Regions from separate parts of the Homo sapiens genome. Here region 1 is linked to region 2. Evidence: read pairs that join two places in POLR2A ChIA-PET (ENCODE). Cell type or tissue: IMR-90. All regions are shown on one strand. Links, peaks and the distances in the headings refer to the core of each region. The heading gives the core; the rest is flanking DNA. Region 1 overlaps KCTD13 (potassium channel tetramerization domain containing 13). Region 2 has its middle 3.3 kb from the start of ZG16.

Evidence for each region. Peaks named below come from ENCODE experiments on the same cell type or tissue, not always from the same donor. Only the 100,000 strongest peaks of a DNase experiment are listed, where the experiment ranks them.
Region 1: POLR2A ChIA-PET joins it to region 2 with 8 read pairs; 5 of 35 experiments call an interaction of 5 or more read pairs at or near these places.

Annotation. Positions count from the first base shown.
Region 1 is chr16:29,907,158-29,911,471 of GRCh38, forward strand. KCTD13 (potassium channel tetramerization domain containing 13) reads right to left here. Exons shown (of 6, transcript NM_178863.5): 5 at 3,821-4,016. It also overlaps a transcript of ASPHD1 not described here. Among named protein-coding and RNA genes, the nearest start is that of ASPHD1, 8.8 kb to the left of the region's middle. In IMR-90, for the core only: no CTCF peak of the experiment used is centred there; a DNase peak (open chromatin) is centred at 2,444.
Region 2 is chr16:29,772,761-29,777,145 of GRCh38, forward strand. No RefSeq gene overlaps it. Among named protein-coding and RNA genes, the nearest start is that of ZG16, 3.3 kb to the right of the region's middle. RefSeq lists an enhancer at 3,008-3,302. In IMR-90, for the core only: no CTCF peak of the experiment used is centred there; no DNase peak of the experiment used is centred there.

The DNA.
Region 1 (4,314 bases), core at 315-4,314, 130 kb after region 2:
AGGGCCATCCCCCTGCCTAGGGCCCCTGCACCAACACACCTCCTAGCCCTGCAGTCAGGTCCTTGGGCCTGGCCTGGCCTCTCTGCCACTCCTTTACTCAGCAAAGTCATACTTCAAGGCTCAGCTCTGAAGTCAGGCAGGCAGAATTATTTGTTTTCTCTCCTTCATCTCCTTCCCTGCCTAGCCTCTTGGTATATTTTTTCATTTGACAAATACTGAGTGAGTGCACTGCACCAGGTATTGTTCTAGGCACTGCAAAAATAGCAGTGAACAAAACAAGAGTTCTGTCCTCAGGAGGTTACATTCTAGTGGGAGGACTCAGTCATACACTTAAGAAAATATAAACTAGCCTGGCGCAGTGACTCAGGCCTGTAATCCCAGCACTTTGGGAGGCCAAGGTGGGAGGACAGCTTGAGGCCAGGAGTTTGAGTCTAGTCTGGGCAACATGGTGTAACCCCATCTCTACCAAAAATACAAAAAATTAGCTAGGTGTGGTGGCCCACACCTGTGTTCCCAGCTACTCGGGAGACTGAGGTGGGAGGATCACCTGAGCATGGGAGGTGGAGGTTGCAGTGAGCCAAGATTGTACCACTGCACTCCAACCTGGGTGACAGTGAGACCCCATCTCAAAATAAATAAATAAATAAATAAAATAAAATATAAATGCAGTCAAATGATGATGTTTAGGAAACGATATAAGCTGGGTGTGGTGTCTCCTGACTGTAATCCCAGCACATTGGGAGGCTAAGGCAGGAACATCGTTAGAGCCCAGGAGTTCAAGTTCAAAGCCAGCCTGGGCAATGTAGCAAGACCTCATCTATTAAAAAAAAAAAAAGAGAGAGAGAGAGAAAGAGATACATCAGGAAAAGAGATACATCAGGAAAAGGGGATGTGATAGCCAGAGCCAGGAGTGTTACAACTTTAAGAAGGACTCCAGGGAAGGCCTCACTGAGAAGGTGATATTTGACCAAAGGAGTGGGGGAGGGGACAAGGCACACAGAGCAGAAAGAGCAGCCTGGGGAGGGCCAGGGCCAGCGTGAGAGCTGTGGGTCAGGAGTGCACCCAGTGTCTTACTGGAAGATCAAAAGGGAGGCCAATGCAATTGAGGCAGAGATGAGAGGGAATGGAAAGGGATGAAGTCGAAGAGGTGACTGGGGTGTTCCCTTGTGTGGCCTTGGAAGCATCTAACACAGCTCTTAGCAAACTGTTTTTTTAATTTTTTATTTTTATTTTTTATTTTTTCCTGAGACAGAGTCTTGCTCTGTCACCCAGGCTGGAGCGCAATGGCACAATCTCAGCTCACTGCAACCTCCACTTCCCAAGTTCAAGCGATTTTCCTGCTTCAACCTCCCGGAGTAGCTGGGATTACAGGCATGTGCCATTATGCCCAGCTAATTTTTGGATTTTTAGTAGAGACAGGGTTTCACCATGTTGTACAGGCTGGTCTCGAACTCCTGACCTCGTGATCTGCCCGCCTCAGCCTCCCAAAGTGCTGGGATTACAGGTGTGAGCCACCATGCCCGGCCTTTTTTTTTTTTTTTTAATCGTTGTTTGTTTGTTTCTAAGACAAGATCTCACTCTGTTGCCTAGGCTGGAGTGCAGTGGTGTGATCATGTATCCCTGCAGCCTCAACCTCCCGGGCTCAAGTGATCCTCCCACCTCAGCTTCCTGAGTACCTGGGTGTACCACTATGTCCAGTTAATTTTTTTTTATTTTTTGTAGAGATGGGGTCTTGCTGTGTTGCCCAGGCTGGCCTCAAACTCCTGGCCTTAATGGTCCCCTGCCTCAGCCTCCTAAAGTATTGGGATTACAGGTGTGAGCCATGCACTCTAATTATTGGTTTATCTTCCTATCTTCCCAATCAGAGGATGTTTCTTGGAAGCTGGGTCACTGATTCATTCATTCATTCATTCAATAAATGTTTCCTAGCTTCCACTGTGTGAAAAGGGCCCAGCTAATGGGAGATAGGAAAGAAAAAGACATGGCCCTGCCCTCAAGGAACTAACACCTCGCTGCTGATGCAAACCCCCTCCCCTCCACCACACATGATAAAACACTGTCTTTAGCTATGAAGGGAGTGTGACCAACTTTGGGGTTGCTGGATTGAAAGTTCATGAGTGAAGGTGACCCAAAGAAAGTGATGCTTAGCTTGAGTCTTAAGATTAAGTACAAGTTCATTAGGCAGATAGAAGGAAAGAATTCCAAGAGGCAACAGTGTGTGCAGAGGTAAGAGGTAAGAAATAGCACTGAGTGCTTAGAGACTTGTGATGACTGTGGTGTACCTGAGGCATGTGGCTCATAGTAAGCTCGGAAGGGACCAGATGAGGAAGGGCTTGTATTTTGCTCAGCACTTCATTCCCCTTGATTTCCAGCCCGGTACAGTACTTAGCACAGAGCAGGGGCTTGGGGAATATCTTGATGATTGCCACATTAATGACTCAGGATCTACAAACTCAGAGGATGTTCTAAGAGACATCTGATTCTGAGGTTTTAAGAATCTATTTTTGGCAATGGGCCTTTCTGAGTTTCCCTTTTTTTTTTTTTTAATTAGAGTTAGGGCTCACTCTGTCTCCTAGGATGGAGTGCAGTGGCATGATCATAGCTCCCTGCTGCCTCAAATTCCTGGGCTAGGGCGGGCCCGGTGGCTCACACCTATAATCCAAGCACTTTGGGAGGCCGAGGAGGGCAGATCACTTGAGGTCAGGGGTTCAATACCAGCCTGACCAACATGGCGAAGTCTCTACTAAAGAGACTTCTCTACTACATTTAGTCTCTACTAAAAAATACAAAAATTAGCCGGGCATGGAGGCGGGTGCCTGTAGTGCCAGCTACTTGGGAGGCTGAGGCAGGAGAATCACTTGAATCTGGGAGGCAGAGGTTAAGTGAGCTGAGATCACACCATTGCACTGCAGCTTGGGCAACAGAGTGAGACTCTGTCTAAAAAAAAAAAAAAAAAAATAGGCTGGGGGCAGTGGCTCACGCTTGTAATCCCAGCACTTTGGGAGGCTGAGGTGGGTGGATCACGAGGTCAAGAGATTGAGACCATCCTGGCCAACATGGTGAAACCCCGTTTCTACTAAAAATACAAAAATTAGCTGGGCATGGTGGCACGTGCCTGTAGTCCTAGCTACTGGGGAGGCTGAGGCAGAAGAATCGCTTGAACCTGGGAGGTAGAGGTTGCGGTGAGCGGAGATTGTGCCACTGCACTACAGCCTGGTGACACAACGAGACTCCATCTCAAATAATAATAATAATAATAATAAATAAATAAATTACTGGGCTCAAGCAATCCTCCTGCCTTAGCTTCCTGAGTAGCTGGGATTACAGGTGCATGCCATCATGTCACCAAGCCACCACACCTGGCTAAATTTTTTGACTTCTTACAGAGATCAGGTCCCACGATGTTGCCCAGGCTGGTCTCGAACTCCTGGGCTCAAGTGATCCTCCTGCCTTGGCCTCCCAGAGTCCTGGGGTTACAGGCGTAAGCCACTATGCCTCACCCCTTCTGAGTTTCTAATGGCAACTATGGACCCCCTATACAGAAAAATGCATACACCCCCATTTCAGGAGTTGCAAACAGCCTTGAAACCCATCCAACAGGCCTAGGCTAAGCACCCTGCTCTAACCCGTGACCCCCATTTCACAGAGAAACAGAGACCCACAGGGATAGGGTGGCTTGCCCACTGTTGTGCACCCCAGACCCCAGGATCTGGCTCCTGCCTCCTGGTGGTGGGCTCCTTCCCCTGCCAACCTGCTTTTGTCCAGGGTCCTGGTCCTGGCCACCCCCAGCCCCCAACATAGGCTCTGGAGCCCCTCTGACCTTGGTCTGCTTCTTCTCCGTAGCATAGACAATGGAGGTGCAGCACACCTCGGCGATTTTGCGGCCCTGCCCGTAGAAAGACCAGCAGCAGATCTCGTCCCCCAGGACATCCTTGAGGAAGAGTAGCCGCCCGTGGAAGCGCAGGGCCAGCTTGTCGAACAGCTCGATGTTCTTAAGTAGGTTGTCATCTGAAGTGCTGGGGACCAGGGGACCAGGAGGCCTCAGCGCAGTTGGCACCCCTCCCTCTGTACCCCCAGAAGACGGGCCTGGATGCATTCCCAGTCCTCTGCTCCTGCCCAGGGCTTTGGTGCTCAACAGAGAGCCTCCTCCACCCCTGGGGCCAGGCTAAACGGGTCTCAGAAGGGAAGCCACATGCGCTGAGCAAATCCCAGCACAGCACAGCACAGCAGCTCCAGTGAGGGACCGGGAGCCAGGCCACCTCCCCGGGGGTCCTGGTGTCCCCATTTTTTAACTGGGTGACACTAGGCAAGTTA
Region 2 (4,385 bases), core at 314-4,313:
TAGACAGACTTTTTCACAAGATAGTCAGTCTCTTGGGCTTATTCAAATTCCAAAGAGAATCATTTACAAGTTAATTCCTATCTTTCGGGTCCATTCATTTCTCCTTTTAAAATATTTTTTTTTTGTTTATTTATTTATTTATTTTGAGACGGAGTCTCGCTCTGTCACCCAGGCTGGAGTGCAATGGCATGATCATAACTCTCTGCAGCCTCAAAATCCTAGGCTCAAGCAATCCTCTGACCTCAGTCCTCCAAGCACTGAGACTGCAGGTGTGCACCACTATGCCCAGCTAATTTTTTTTTTTTTTTTGAGACGGAGTCTCGCTCTGTGGCCCAGGCTGGACTGCAATGGTGTGATCTCTGCTCACTGCAGCCTCTGCCTCCCGGGTTCAAGCGATTCTTCTGCCTCAGCCTCCCGAGTAGCTGGGATTACAGGCACCCGCTACCGTGCCCAGCTAATTTTTTTGTGTGTGTTTTTAGTAGAGATGGGGTTTCACCATTAGCCAGGATGGCCTTGATCTCCTGACCTCATGATCCGCCCGCCTCGGCCTCCCAAAGTGCTGGGATTACAGGCGTGAGCCACTGCGCCCGGCTATTTTTTTGAAACGGAGTTCTGCTTTTGTTGCCCAGGCTGGAGTGCAATGGTGCAATCTCGGCTCACTGCAACCTCCACTTCCCTGGTTCAAGCGATTCTCCTGCCTCAGCCTCCCAAGTAGCTGGGATTACATGCATGTGCCACAACACCTGGCTGATTTTTGTATTTTTTAGTAGAGACGGGGTTTCACCATGTTGGTCAGGCTGATCTCAAACTCCTGACCTCAAGTGATCCATCCGCCTCGGGCTCCCAAAGTGCTGGGATTACAGGTGTGTGAGCCACTGCACCTGGCCCCATTCATTTCCCCACAAAATCACATACTACCTCTCAACATTGCTGCACCCCCATTTCCCCTCCCCTGTGAAGAAGGCAGCTACATAAGCATCTGGACCACGTTGGGTTATTAGGTCATCGTTCTCCTGTGGTTTCCTTATGCTTGTACATGTGACATAAATTTTGTACACATTTTTCTCCTATTAATTTGCCAATTGTCAGTTCCTTTTTGGGGAGCCTTTATAGGGCTAGAGAGCAGAAAGGAAGCTTTCCCTTGGCCCTACAGCTCCTTGAGGTCGGCTGTTGACTCTTTTCTTCATTGCTGTCTCTTCAGCGTCTAGAATGGTACCTCCAATGTAGAGATGCTTGATAAACGTGTTGAGCCGGGCACAGTGGCTCACGCCTGTAATCCTAGCACTTTGGGAGGCTGAGGGTGGATCAAGAGGTCAGAGTTAGAAACAAGTCTGGCCAACATGGTGAAACCCTGTCTCTACTAAAAATACAAAAATTAGCAAGGCGTGGTGGTGGATGTCTGTAATCCCAGCTACTTGGGAGGCTGAGGCAGGAGAATCGCCTGAACCCGGGAGGTGGAAGTTGCAGTGAGCCAAGAAAGGGCAGCAGAGCAAGACCCCATCTTGAAAAAAAAAAAAAAAACAAGCAAACAAAAAACAAAAACAAACAAAAAAACATGTGTTGAGTTGCTTTCTGTTTAGTAGCAGAAAGCTCTGGAAGGGCTTTGGACATTCACGCGTGCAGGCCCGGGAACGGGATGAGGTTTAAGGCAACTTCATCTAGAGTTTAAAAGGGGCAGGTAGGCCCACAGCTGGCACGTGGGTTAAATGTAAAGTGGCTCAAACAGGATCTGATAAGGCAGAAGCAGAGATGGGGGCCTGGTGTCTCACTGCCTTCACGTTCTTCCTTCTGCCTCAGTCCCCACATGAGAGTGCACCCTAGAGGTGCCAGCATTAGCGATAGGGCAGCTTTCCTTGTTTCTGGGATGGACAGAAAATGGGCCTTGAGACCCCTCCCATCATAGGAAAGCATCTCTTGCACTCTGGAGACTGAGGACTTGCTATAGTGGAACAAGAAGCAGTCTTCGGCAATGGAGGAGATGCTGGATCTCCATACAGGCAGGGTGGGTGCAACGGAGTGGAGCTGTGGCAAATGTGGGTGCCTCTGTCCTGAGGGTCCTGGATGTGTCATGCCTGGGAACATGAGGGCGTTCTTCCAAGGTGCCCATCTCGACCTCTCTGAGCTGCCATCTTTGACTTCCTGTGTTTGGTCACAGACTAGGGGTGGTCTGTCCCTAAACAGAAGAAGACAAGCAAGGATTAGAGAGGAGAAAGAGCTAGAGAGAGAGCTTGGGAGAGATGTAGGGACAAGGAAAGAAGAGGCAGAAGGAAAAAGGCATGGAGGGAAGGAATATAAAAAAAAACCCCTTAGGCCAGGCATGGTGGCTCACGCCTGTAATTCCCGCACTTTGGGAGGCCAAGGTGGGTGGATCACCTGAGGTCATTTCAAGACCAGCCTGGCCAACATGGTGAAACCCCATCTTTACTAAAAATACAAAAATTAGCCAGGCATGGTGGTGGGTGCCTGTAATTCTAGCTACTCCGGAGGCTGAAGCAGGAGAATCGCTTGAACCCTGGAGGCAGAGGTTGCAGTAAGCTGAGATCAGGCCACTGCACTCCAGCCTGGGTGACAGAGCGAGAATCTATCTCAAAAAAAAAAAGAAAAAAGAAAAAAAGGCCGGGTGTGGTGGCTCACGCCTATAATCCTAGCACTTTGGGGGGCTGAGGAAGGTGGATCACAAGGTCAGGAGATTGAGACCATCCTGGCCAACATGGTGAAACCCCATCTCTAGTAAAATAGAAAAAATTATCTGGGTGTGGTGGTGCGCACCTGTAGTCCCAGCTACTCAGGAGGCTGAGGCAGGGGAATTGCTTGAACCCTGGAGGCAGAGGTTGAAGTGAGTCGAGATCGCGCCACTGCACTCCAGCCTGGCAACAGAGCAAGACTCCATCTAAAAAAAAAGAAAGAAAGAAAGAAAGAAAAATCCTCCCCAGAGCAGGGAAAGATGAAGACATAAAGGGAAGGAGAGTCACCAGGAAAGAGAGAGGGAGAGAGACACAAAACAAAATGGCTGGAATGAGGTGAAAGTTATAGTAGCAGGATGTGCTGACACTGACCTTGGAGAAAAAGAGAGGGGAAGGGAGGAGTGAACGTGGAATCTTTGGCTGCTGTTCTGTTTCACTCCCAGAACTCACCACCCTGGATTCCCCCCATTTCCAGATCCTCAGGCGGGACTGCCTTTGCTATCTGGGATGAGTCATTGGCCCCAGATGGTAAACCTGTGAGGGGTGGGGTGCTCTGAATGCCTGACTAGTCATTTATAATTGAGAGCACTTATTCCAGCCCCTTCTGGTCCTCCATCCTTCCCTCTTCTTGGACCTCCTGATTCAGAGAGGTCAGAGGGCCAGTCCAGGAGGGGTCAGGCACTAGGTCCCTGGAGTCAGTCTTAGGGATTTTAGGCAGAGAGGAATCAGTCCTGAAAATGAAGGGCATACAGAGAAAAAAAAAACTATGACATCACCCCTGGGGGTGTTACAGACCTAAGAAAGAAGCAATGGCCCTGGGCGGCCTACAGCCCCAGGAAGATTCAGCCATGGTACCCAGGAGACTTGAGGGCCCAAAGCCCAGAATTACCCCCAGAGGAACACCTGTAGACCTTCGGATCCTTAGCTTTGCACTTCCCATTGGACTGACTCTGTTTCCTGTGGGGCAATAGGCACGTGTTCACTGTGCACCTGCAGCCCCAGTCATCCTTCTCAGAGAGAAATGGTTTGGGAAGTGTTTGGCATATTGGGGATAAATAGATGAGTGGATAGAAAAAAAAATGCAGGCCAGGCACAGTGGCTCACGCCTGTAATCCCAGCACTTTGGGAGGCCGAGGTGGGCGGATCACGAGGTCAAGAGATCGAGACCATCCTGGCAAACATGGCGAAACCCTGTCTCTACTAAAATTACAAAAATTAGCTGGGCGTGGTGGCGCATGCCTGTAATCCCAGCTACTCGGGAGGCTGAGGCAGGAGAATCGCTTGAACCTGGGAAGCAGAGATTATAGTGAGCCGAGATCGCGCCACTGCCCTCCAGCCTGAGGGATAGAGCAAGACTGTGTCTCCAAAAAGAAGAAAGAAAAAAAAGCAATTACAGCAAAATATTAACCATAGTAGAATCTATACAGTGGTTATATAAGTGTCCACTATACAATTCTTTTTTTTTTTTTCCTTTTTTTGAGACTTGATGTTTCGATCATGGCTCACTGCAACTTTGACCTCCTCAGCTCAAGTGATCCTCTTGCCTCAGCCTCCTGACTAGCTGGGATCACAGGTGTGCACCACCATGCCTGGCTAATTGTTTTATTTTTTGTAGAGACGAGATCTCCCTATGTTGCCCATGTTGGTCCTGAACTCCTGAGCTTAAGCAGTCCTCCTGCTTTGACCTCTCAAAGTGCCGGG